2 separate regions of the Homo sapiens genome follow, and region 1 is linked to region 2. A link is an interaction called in ENCODE POLR2A ChIA-PET data of the cell type or tissue named here. Cell type or tissue: Panc1. All regions are shown on one strand.

The links. Peaks named below come from ENCODE experiments on the same cell type or tissue, not always from the same donor. Only the 100,000 strongest peaks of a DNase experiment are listed, where the experiment ranks them.
Region 1: POLR2A ChIA-PET joins it to region 2 with 14 read pairs; 4 of 35 experiments call an interaction of 5 or more read pairs at or near these places.

Annotation. Positions count from the first base shown.
Region 1 is chr22:20,838,739-20,843,738 of GRCh38, reverse strand. The region is part of intron 1 of PI4KA (phosphatidylinositol 4-kinase alpha); the gene reads left to right. Among named protein-coding and RNA genes, the nearest start is that of PI4KA, 18 kb to the left of the region's middle. In Panc1, no CTCF peak of the experiment used is centred here; no DNase peak of the experiment used is centred here.
Region 2 is chr22:20,918,049-20,923,048 of GRCh38, reverse strand. It overlaps CRKL (CRK like proto-oncogene, adaptor protein), which reads right to left. Exons shown (of 3, transcript NM_005207.4): 1 at 4,804-5,000. Among named protein-coding and RNA genes, the nearest start is that of CRKL, 3.1 kb to the right of the region's middle. RefSeq lists an enhancer at 4,926-4,985. In Panc1, no CTCF peak of the experiment used is centred here; no DNase peak of the experiment used is centred here; H3K4me3 peaks cover 3,502 bases; H3K27ac peaks cover 2,170 bases.

The DNA of each region.
Region 1 (5,000 bases), 79 kb after region 2:
AACTTATCTGGACCTAGTTGCCTAACCTGTAAAACAGGAATAGGATAACACATGGCCTGCCTGAAAGTGAACGTTTGCTGGTTGCATCTGTGCAACCTCTCCTGACCTTAGACCTACACTTCTTCATATGTTTGGGAGTTGTCAGTGATCCTTAGGCCTGCAGTTCAGGTAAGCATATCAGTGCAGCACATGAACTTCGGTATATTCTGTATTTCTTTTCTTTTTCTTTTTTTGTTTGGAGATAGGGTCTTGCTTTGCCACCCAAGCTGGAGTGTAGTAGTGTGATCACAGCTCACTGCAGCCTTAACCTGCTAGGCTCAAGCGATCCTCTAGCAATCTTCCCTCCTCGGATCCCCGAGCATCTAGGACTACAGGGGCATGCCACCGTGCCTGGCTAATTATTAAATTTTTTGTAGAGACAGGGTCTTGCCATGTTGCCCAGCCTGGTCTTGAACTCCTGGGCTCAAGCAGCCCTCCTGCCTCAGCCTTCCAAATTGCTGGGATTACAAGCGTAAGCCCATGCCTGGCCGTATTTTTTTCTGATTCTAAAGTTATCAATATTTTTTATAGAAAATATGGGAAATACAGAAAATAATAAAGAAGGAACTAAATATTGTCTGTAATTTTTTTTTTTTTTTTTTGAGACGGAGTCTCGCTCTGTCGCCCAGGCTGGAGTGCAGTGGCGCAGTCTCGGCTCACTACAAGCTCTGCCTCCCGGGTTCACGCCATTCTCCTGCCTCAGCCTCCCAAGTAGCTGGGACTATAGACGCATGCCGCCACGCCTGGCTAATTTTTTGTATTTTTAGTAGAGACGGGGTTTCACTGTGGTCTCGATCTCCTGATCTCGTGATCCGCCCACCTCGGCCTCCCAAAGTGCTGGGATTACAGGCGTGAGCCACTGCGCCCGGCCTTTTTTTTTTTTTTGAGACAGAGTCTTGCTCTGTGGCCCAGGCTGGAGAGTGCAGTGGCACAATCTCGGCTCACTGCTATCTCCGGCTCCTGGGTTCAAGCAATTCTTGTGCCTCAGCCTCCCGAGTAGCTGGGATTATAGGCCCAGGCCACCACACCTGGCTGATTTTTGTATTTTTAGTAGAGATGGAGTTTTGCCATGTTGGCCAGGATAGTCTCGAACTCCTGGCCTCATGTGATCCGCCCACCTCAACCTCCCAAAGTGCTGGGATTACAGGTGTGAGCCACGGTGCCCGGCCTATTGCCTGTAATCTGATTACTCAGTTTGATACTTTTCTTGATAGGCAGTCCAGTAGGCTTTGAGTTTTGTTTAATTACCAGTGACCAATTACATTAGTTTCCTATTACTACTGTAAATAAATTGCCACAGACTTGTTGTTAGAATAACACGTTTATAATTTTACAGTTCTGTAGATTAGAAACACAACCTGTGTTTCACTGGACTGAAATCAAGGTGATGGCAGGGCTGTGTATCTTTTTAGAGACTCTAGGGGAGAACTCATTTCCAAGCCTTTTTCATTTTTTTTTAATATGTATATATTGAGATGGAGTCTTGCTCTGTTGCCCAGGCTGGAGTGCAGTGGCGCAATCTCAGCTCACTGCAACCTCTGCCTCCCGGGTTCAAGCAATTCTCCTGCCTCAGCATCCCGAGTAGCTGGGACTACAGGCACCTGCCACGGGGCCTGCCACCATGCCCGGCTAATTTTTGTATTTTTAGTAGAGATGGGGTTTCACAATGTTGGCTAGGCTAGTCTTGAACTCCTAACCTCAGGTGATCCACCCACTTCAGCCTCCCAAAGTGCTGGAATTACAGGTATGAGCCACCGCACCCAGCCATCATTTCCAAGCCTTTTACAGCTCCTAGAGCTGCCCACATTCCTTGATTTCTGGCCCCTTCCTTCATTTTCAAAGGGAGCAATGGTTGGCCAAGCCCCCATCTCACATCACTCTGACTCCCTCTTCTGCCTCTCTCTTCTCCTTTTAATGACCTTTGTGATTGCCCTGGGCCTATCTAAATAATCCAGGATATCCCTCCATTTCAAGGTTCTTAATTTAATTAGATCTGGAAGGTCTCTTTTGCCATGTAAAGTAACATATTCACAGCTTCCAGGGGATTGAGGGTGTGGACATCTTTGAGGTGCCATTATTCTGCCTGACATGCCAGTGTAGTGCATAAATCATGGAATCATTACATGGATCTCTGAGTTGTTCTTTTTGGTATCTTCACTTCACATTTAAAGCTATGCCTGGCTTTTAAAGTAATTTCTGAATGGTCACAGATTATTTCTATTTAAATGTTTTTAGTTGAGTGGGGATAGGGGAGGAAGGTCTGAAGTCAGAGTACCCCAGAGCCCCTCTGGGCATTTGAAAGAGAGGAGGCCCTGGCAGTCCAGAGGAATTGAGGATGGTAAAAAATGCTGCCTTCAGTTCTTTCTACTGGGTGGGGTGACCGCTGCACTGGCAGTATGGCTAAACTGTGTTGATGATGCTGAATTCTGATCCTGGGATATTGTTAGAGCCCAACCCAGAGCACCTGGCCTGAGAGAGGAAATCCATTCTTATGCTTTATGTAAAAAAGAAAGCCTTGGTGGCAGGGTGCGATGGCTCATGCCTGTAATCTCAGCGCTCTGGGAGGCCGAGGTGGGCGTATCACCTGAGATAAGGAGTTCGAGACCAGACATCTTGGTTTTGGTGGGTTTTAGCTGGCTTCTTTACTGCAGCCTGTTTTATCAGCAAGGTCTTTATGACTTGTATCTTGTGTTGACTTCCTGTCTCACCCTGTGACTTAGAATGCCTGAACTGCCTGGGAATGTAGCCCAGTAGGTCTCAGCCTCATTTTACCCAGCCCCTATTCAGGATGGAGTTGCTCTGGTTCACACGCCTCTGACAATAGCTGATTAATTTTGTTATTTTTTTGTAGGGACAGGGTCTTACTGTGTTGCCCAGGCTGGTCTCAAACTCCTGGGCTCAAGTGATCCTCCTGCCTCGGCCTTCCAAAGTGCTGGGATTACAGGCATGAGCCTTGCACCTGGCCTGGATACTTTCTAGTGTGGTAAAGAGGCAACTAAAGTAATCTCTCCCATATCCTGTCCATCATCAAGTCCTCTTAACTCTTCCTTCAAAACACATCCTGAACTGGTCTGTTTCTGTCTCTACTCGTTGATTGCTACCATGCTAACATCTTCGCCTCAGCTGCTGCAGGAGTCTCCTCAGCTGCTGCAGGAGTCTCCTCACCTGTCTCTGTTTTCACTCTTGTCCTCCAAAATCCATTTTCTGTGTATCAGCCAGAGGGATTCTTCTAGACTTCAGTTCTAAACTTGATGCCCTAAGGCCTCTATGTGTTTGTTATTAGGATACAATTCAGGCTTCTGACCTGGCCTGTGGGGCCCTCTGGGGACCTTCTCTGTCTGGACCTGAACTCCTGGGCCTCCTTGCTTCTTCTTTTCCACTGTGCTGCTGCAGCAGCAGCCTTTCCTGATTTGTCCTGGCTTCCTTCTTGATCAGATCCCAATTTAAGGAACCATCTTAGAGAGGCCCTCCCTGATCACATTATCAAAAGTTGTCTTTCAGGCACTATTGTTGGAGAAATAATGATGTTATGCCAATTTTGATGAGTTTTCAAGTCTTCGTGCTGTCTTCTAGCACATTAGTTTCATCTGCCAGGTTTGTAGTGGAATGTATCTTCTGTGTTTTAGTGCAGGGTATTGATAAAGTATTGCATAGGACAGAGCAAAGTACATAGGCTTTGATAGGGCCAGTTCTTCCCTGTGCTTCAGTGATTGACTCATTAATCAGCATTCTTTGAATCTCATTGTCTGCTTTTGCCTTCCACTAGCCACTATTATAGTATATCCAATAACAATAGATAATGTTTATTGAGCATTTACTATATGCTGTGCTCAGTCCCAACTGCTTCACACATTTGATTTTTTTTTTTGAGACGGAGTCTTGCTCTGTCGCCCAGGCTGGAGAGTGCAGTGGTGCCATCTCGGCTCTCTGCAACCTCCGCCTTCCGGGTTCAAGCAATTCTCCTGCCTCAGCCTCCTGAGTAGCTGGGATTACAGCCGCTCGCCACCATGCCTGGCTACATTTTGTATTTCTAGTAGAGACGGGGTTTCACCGTATTGGCCAAGCTGGTCTCAAACTTCTGACCTCGTGATCCGCCTGCCTCGGCCTACCAAAGTGCTGGGATTACAGGCGTGAGCCACCGCTCCTGGCCATGCATTTGATTTTTTAAAAGAGTCAGTGAGGCATTGTTAATGCAGGTTGGTTTGGGTAACCTGTTCGTGGTCAAGGGGTGGGGACACCCACTTAGACTGTCCTAACACCAAAATGCAAACTTTAGCCATTGTGTCTTACCCCCTCTGAGTATACACAGTTTTAACCTTCAGCTCATATTACTCAGAGTTTATGTGTTTTGAGGGGCACGTGTACAATTGTTTCAGCAGCTGGAGATGTCCTGTGATCTTTTAACTGAAAAAAAACTATGACTTATTGGTTACATGGACTCTTTGGGGTTTATGGTAGTGGTTTTGTTTGTTTGTTTGTTTTTGAGACAGAGTCTTGTTGTGTCACCCAGGCTGGAGTGCAGTGGCACGATCTTGGCTCACTACAACCTCTGTCTCCTGGGTTCAAGTGATACTTCTGCCTCAGCCTCCCAAGTAGCTGGGACGATAGGTGTGCGCCACCACGCCTGGCTAATTTTTGTATTTTTAGTAGAGATGGGGTTTCACCATGTTGGCCAGGCTGGTCTTGAACTCCTGACCTCAGGTGATCCACCTGTATTGGCCTCCCAAAGGGTTGGGATTACAGGTGTGAGCCACTGCACCTGGCCTATTTTTTATTTTTATTTATTTAAGAGATAGGGTCTCACTATGTTGGCCAGGCTAGTCTCAAACTCCCAACTCAAGTTATCCTCCCACCTCAGCCTCCTGAATAGCTGGTACTGCAGGCATATGACACTGCACTCAGCTTGCTTTATTTTGAATGTGGTTTTCTATTTTGTAGAGCTGTTTTTGGGGGGGTCTCAT
Region 2 (5,000 bases):
AAAGCAAGCTACCTTCTGAAGCATTCTGTTGTTAAACTGGAAACAGCCCTTATTAAATAAAAATACACTAGAGCTAGGCCAGGCGCAGTGGCTCACACCTGTAATCCCAGCACTTTGGGAGGCCCAGGCAGGTGGATCACTTGAGGTCAAGAGTTCAAGACCAGCCTGGCCAACATGGTGAAACCCTGTCTCTACCAAAAATACAAAAATTAGCCAGGTGTGGCAGTGCATGCCTGTAATCCCAGCTACTAGGGAGGCTGAGGCAGGAGAATCTTAAACCCCAGAGGCGGAGGTGGCAGTGAGCCCAGATTATGCCACTTCACTACAGCCTGGGGGACAGAGGGAGACTTGGTCTCAAAAAAATAAATAAAATAAAATCCACCATAGGAATACCACAAATACAAAAAGCAGTTAAAGATAAAAACACAGAAGATAACAAAGTTACAAATAGACCAAATCATCCCTTCTTCCCTTTCCCTTCATCCCCACCCACCAGCAAATCAATTTTATCTCCAAAATAGGCATCTCCAAGTCACAGCTCCACTGTCACTATTAGTCACCATCATTTTGTAGCTGGATTACAATAACAGCCCCAGGTCACTCCTCTGCCTCAAATTCCTTCCTTGGAGCCCACAGCACTTTAAATAAAAACCCAATTCCTGACCCTGATCTTTATCTCCAAACTCATTTTATATGTCCCCCTTTCTCCTTTAAGAAACACACTCCCAGGCCGGAGAGGGTGGCTCACATCTGTAATCCCAGCACTTTGGGAGGCTGAGGCAGGTGGATCATGAGGTCAAGATATAGGGACCATCCTGGCCAACATGGTGAAACCTTGTCTCTACTAAAAATACAAAAATTAGCCGGACATGGTGGCGGGTGCCTGTAGTCCCATGCAGTCCCAGCTACTCAGGAGGCTGAGGTAGGAGAATCACTTGAACCTGGGAGGCAGAGGTTGCAGTGAGCCGAGATTGGGCCACTGCACTCTAGCCTGGCCACAGAGTGAGACGTCATCTACCAAAAAAAAAAAAAAAAAAAAAAAGCCGGGCGCAGTGGCTCACACTTGTAATTCCAGCACTTTGGGAGGCCGAGGCGGGCGGATCACTAGGTTAGGAGATCGAGACTATCCTGGCTAACATGGTGAAACCCCGTCTCCACTAAAAATACAAAAAATTTGCCCGGCATGGTTGCAGGCGCCTGTAGTCCCAGCTACTCGGGAGGCTGAGGCAGGAGAATGGTGTGAACCCAGGAGGCGGAGCTTGCAGTGAGCCGAGATCGCACACTCCAGCCTGGGCGACAGAGCAAGACTCCGTCTCAAGAAAAAAAAAAAGAAAAAAGAAAGAAAGAAAAGAAACACACTCCCAACACAATGGACTTTCTCACCTCAGGACATCTACATAAGCTTTTCCCTAAACTTGGAAGGCTCTTCTCCTCCTCTCAGGCCAAGCCTTGCCTAGGCTGGGTTCTTCTTTACCCTCAGGTCTTAGCTTCATGCTTTCTCTGACCACGCCACCCCAGGTAGGTCCCTCCTGTATATTGATCTTACTAGTACTTTATTTTTCTACTTTTCAGTCTGTCTTCTCCACTACAGTAGGAGTTCCACAGGAAGAAAGTATGTCTGTCACACATCTTTCCCAGTACCTACACTGGGTTACACTGGGTTATAATTCTCTTATAAACATTTGAATAAAAATATAAAATTAAAAATTATGAAGCATTCTAATGAAAAGGATAAGACTATAACAATGCAAGCCACCAGTCCTTAAATTTCGAGTAGGACATTATTGTTACAAATTTTAGCTATGCAAGATAAACCAAAATATTAGCCAAGAGGCATGAAACTCTGGCTTTAAAAGCTCAGTTTTGATGCCTGCAAAGTTAAGCCACTAAATGTACCCTGTTTGGGATGCGAAGAAGCATTACACTGAGTTTTCCGTTTGGCCCAGGCTCTAGTAGTCACTAGCTTTCTATAAAAGGCTAATAACATGTTAAACCTAAGCCATGAAAACCAGGCTTGGGAGTGGCAATTCGAAGATTCAGTATAACAAAGTAAACTCAGTCAGGATCTAATTCAACCAGCATGGTGATCTCCTTCAGAGATACCTAGGAAAATGAAAAACTAAATTAAAGCAACAGGCCTGAGGCAGAGGGCACAGAGAAGGAGAAACAAAGCTGAACGTGAGGGGTAGGGTCAGAGAAAGGCCCTATAATCTGTGAGGGGACTGGAACAACAGGTAGGATTTCAACAGATGGAGAGTGAGGTGTAGTTAAGGCAGTCAGTGAAGAGCCAACAGCTGGAGCAAAGGTGCAAAGGTACAAAGGTATGAGTAAGGAAGGATGGCTACCAGGGAATAAGTGAGCAGCCTAGTACAGCTGCAGTAAAGGAAGGACGAAAGAGGGCAAAGACAGAATTACATGCTTGTTCTCTAAGAAGATGCATGCATGTACGGAAAATCTGGAGGCGATTCTGTGGATAGAGAGAAGCGGCATACTTCTTTTCCTTCCTCTAGAAGGAGACTCAAGTCATTAACTTTTTCCTTTTTTTTTTTTGAGACAGAGTCTCACTCTGTCACCCGGGCTGTGCAGTGGCGCGATCTCGGCTCACTGCAACCTCCGCCTCCCGGGTTCGAGCGATTCTCCTGCCTCAGCCTCCCGAGTAGCTGGGATTACAGGCACCCACCACTACGCCCAGCTAATTTTTTGTATTTTTAGCAGAGACGGGGTTTCACCATGTTGGCCAAGATGGTCTTGAACTCCTGACCTCGTGATTCGCCCGGCTTGGCTTCCCAAAGTGCTGGGATTACTGGCGTGAGCTACCACACCCGCCCATTAACTTGCTTTTTGAAACAGCTGTATTATTAGTACTCATGACCTCAACATAAGCATATGCATGGCTTAATGAATGCCTGGTATTAATTATATAATTCACGCTCACAAACGAGAGGAAGAATTTATTCAGTCATATTACAAATCTCACTACAGTGGGTTCTAAGATTCTCAACTCCTTAAATTGGAATTATATTGTGCTCAAAGTTGACTGCAACTACCAGCATCTGCCAGGAACCGCAGGTTTCACCAATCAGATTCTTGGTGTCCTGGTCTTTGTTATACAGTATTTGATTTATAATCACTTTCTCCCCACTTTTAAAGTCCATTTAGTTCAGTAGTTAATCTTGTAGTCATTATACTGTCATGGCTTTTTTTTTTCTATCTCTATCCCACTATGCAAACAGTTGGTGTCCTCAATTATAATAGCTTTTAATGTTTAAAGTTTAGAGTAATACCCGGTCGACAAATCCATAAAGTCATAAACATCTAACCCTGGAAAAACTGTATCAACACCCAGTCCTTTTAAAATAGATGTTTAAGAAACGAACTGGCCAGTTTGTTACTTTAAAAATTCTAGGCAACTTTTCAACTCAAATTTGGGATAATTTAAATAAAAGAAACCTCTGATAAAATCAGTGTTACAGGGCAAACACAACAATAAAAGCAAATCTCTGCTAAAACGCTTAAGGCAAATTAAAGCAACTAATCAATTAAAATAACGTATTTCACTTGGAAAAGAGAATGCTTGGTCACTTTGCGTTAATTTTAAAATAAGAAATACAAAATCATTAGACTTAACACAAAAAGCATGTCTGAAATTGAACTAGGATACAACTAAGTGTCATTCAAAAATTTTCCTTAATAACATTCTAGCCTAATTCCACCTTGGAAATTAACCAGACTGATCTCTGGCCTACTAATGGTCCTCGGGGAGAAAATATGCAATAAATTTTCCAAAAAATATCCTCGCTGAAGCCAATGCACCTTCTCTTATCTTTGTAATTAACGTACTATAAAAGTGGTGGTGTCTGGCCTGCTTCAAACTTGGCACCACAGTATCAATATACAGTTCTGATATTTTGGTTAAAGGTTTTTTTGTTTCTAAACGCTAAAGCATTTTCATTTTTTTGACTGTTCCAAAGGCTGCAGTCCTGGAGTTCTTAACCTGGAGTTCAGAGATCTGGAGGGAGTACAAGCACCCGGGATGGTGTGCAAACTTGTGTGTACGTGCCTTTGGCGGGGAGGGGTGGGGGTGGGGGTGGGGGTGGGGTGGTGAGTGCTCGGCTATCTTCAGATTCTCAAAGAAGTCTATGGCTTAAAAACGGTTTTTGGCCGGGTGTGGTGGCTCACGCCTGTAATCCCAGCATTTTGGGAGACCGAGGCAGGCGGATCACGAGGGCAAGAGATCGAGACCATCCAGGCCAACATGGTGAAACACCGTCTCTACTAAAAATACAAAAATTAGCTGGGTGTGGTGGCGTGAGCCAGTAGTCCCAGCTACTCGGGAGGCTAAGGCAGGAGAATCGCTTGAACCCGGGAGGCGGAGGTTGCAGTGAGCCGAGATCGCACCACTGCACTCCAGCCTGGCGACACAGCGAGACTCCGTCTCAAAAAAAAAAAAAAAAAAGAGGTTTTTAGAAAAACCAACAAATCCCTGCATCAGTATTACACCCAGAGAAAGTCACGAAAGGCAAAAAGCGTGCATTTTAACTATGCAACCACCGTTAAACATTCAAAACGCATCCTCTTCACATTGAGAAACAGCCTCGTGAGAGGGAAAAAAAAAAAACGCATCCTCTTATCCAGTGACCCAGATCCTGACACTAGCTTTCTGTTAGGAAGGCCTTCTGGAAAATAATTTGGTTCAGAATGCGGGGAATATGGGTTCAAGCGCGCCCCACCCCCCTATACAAGCACTCTTCGACAGACCCGGTTCTCGACCTTCCTCCGCGGTCGGGGAGGGCTCTCGCGTACCTGGGCGCAGGCTCGATGAGGGTGGTGGTGTCCAGGTAGTGGATCTTGTAAAACTCCAGCAGGGCCGGCAAATGGTCAAATTCCTGGTCCCCGATCTTAAAACGGCGGTTGGGCAGCGAGTTGATGATGTAGTGGGAGACCCGCGAGTTCTCGGACACCGACAGCACATAGTCCCCAGGGCAGGTGGAAGAATCGCG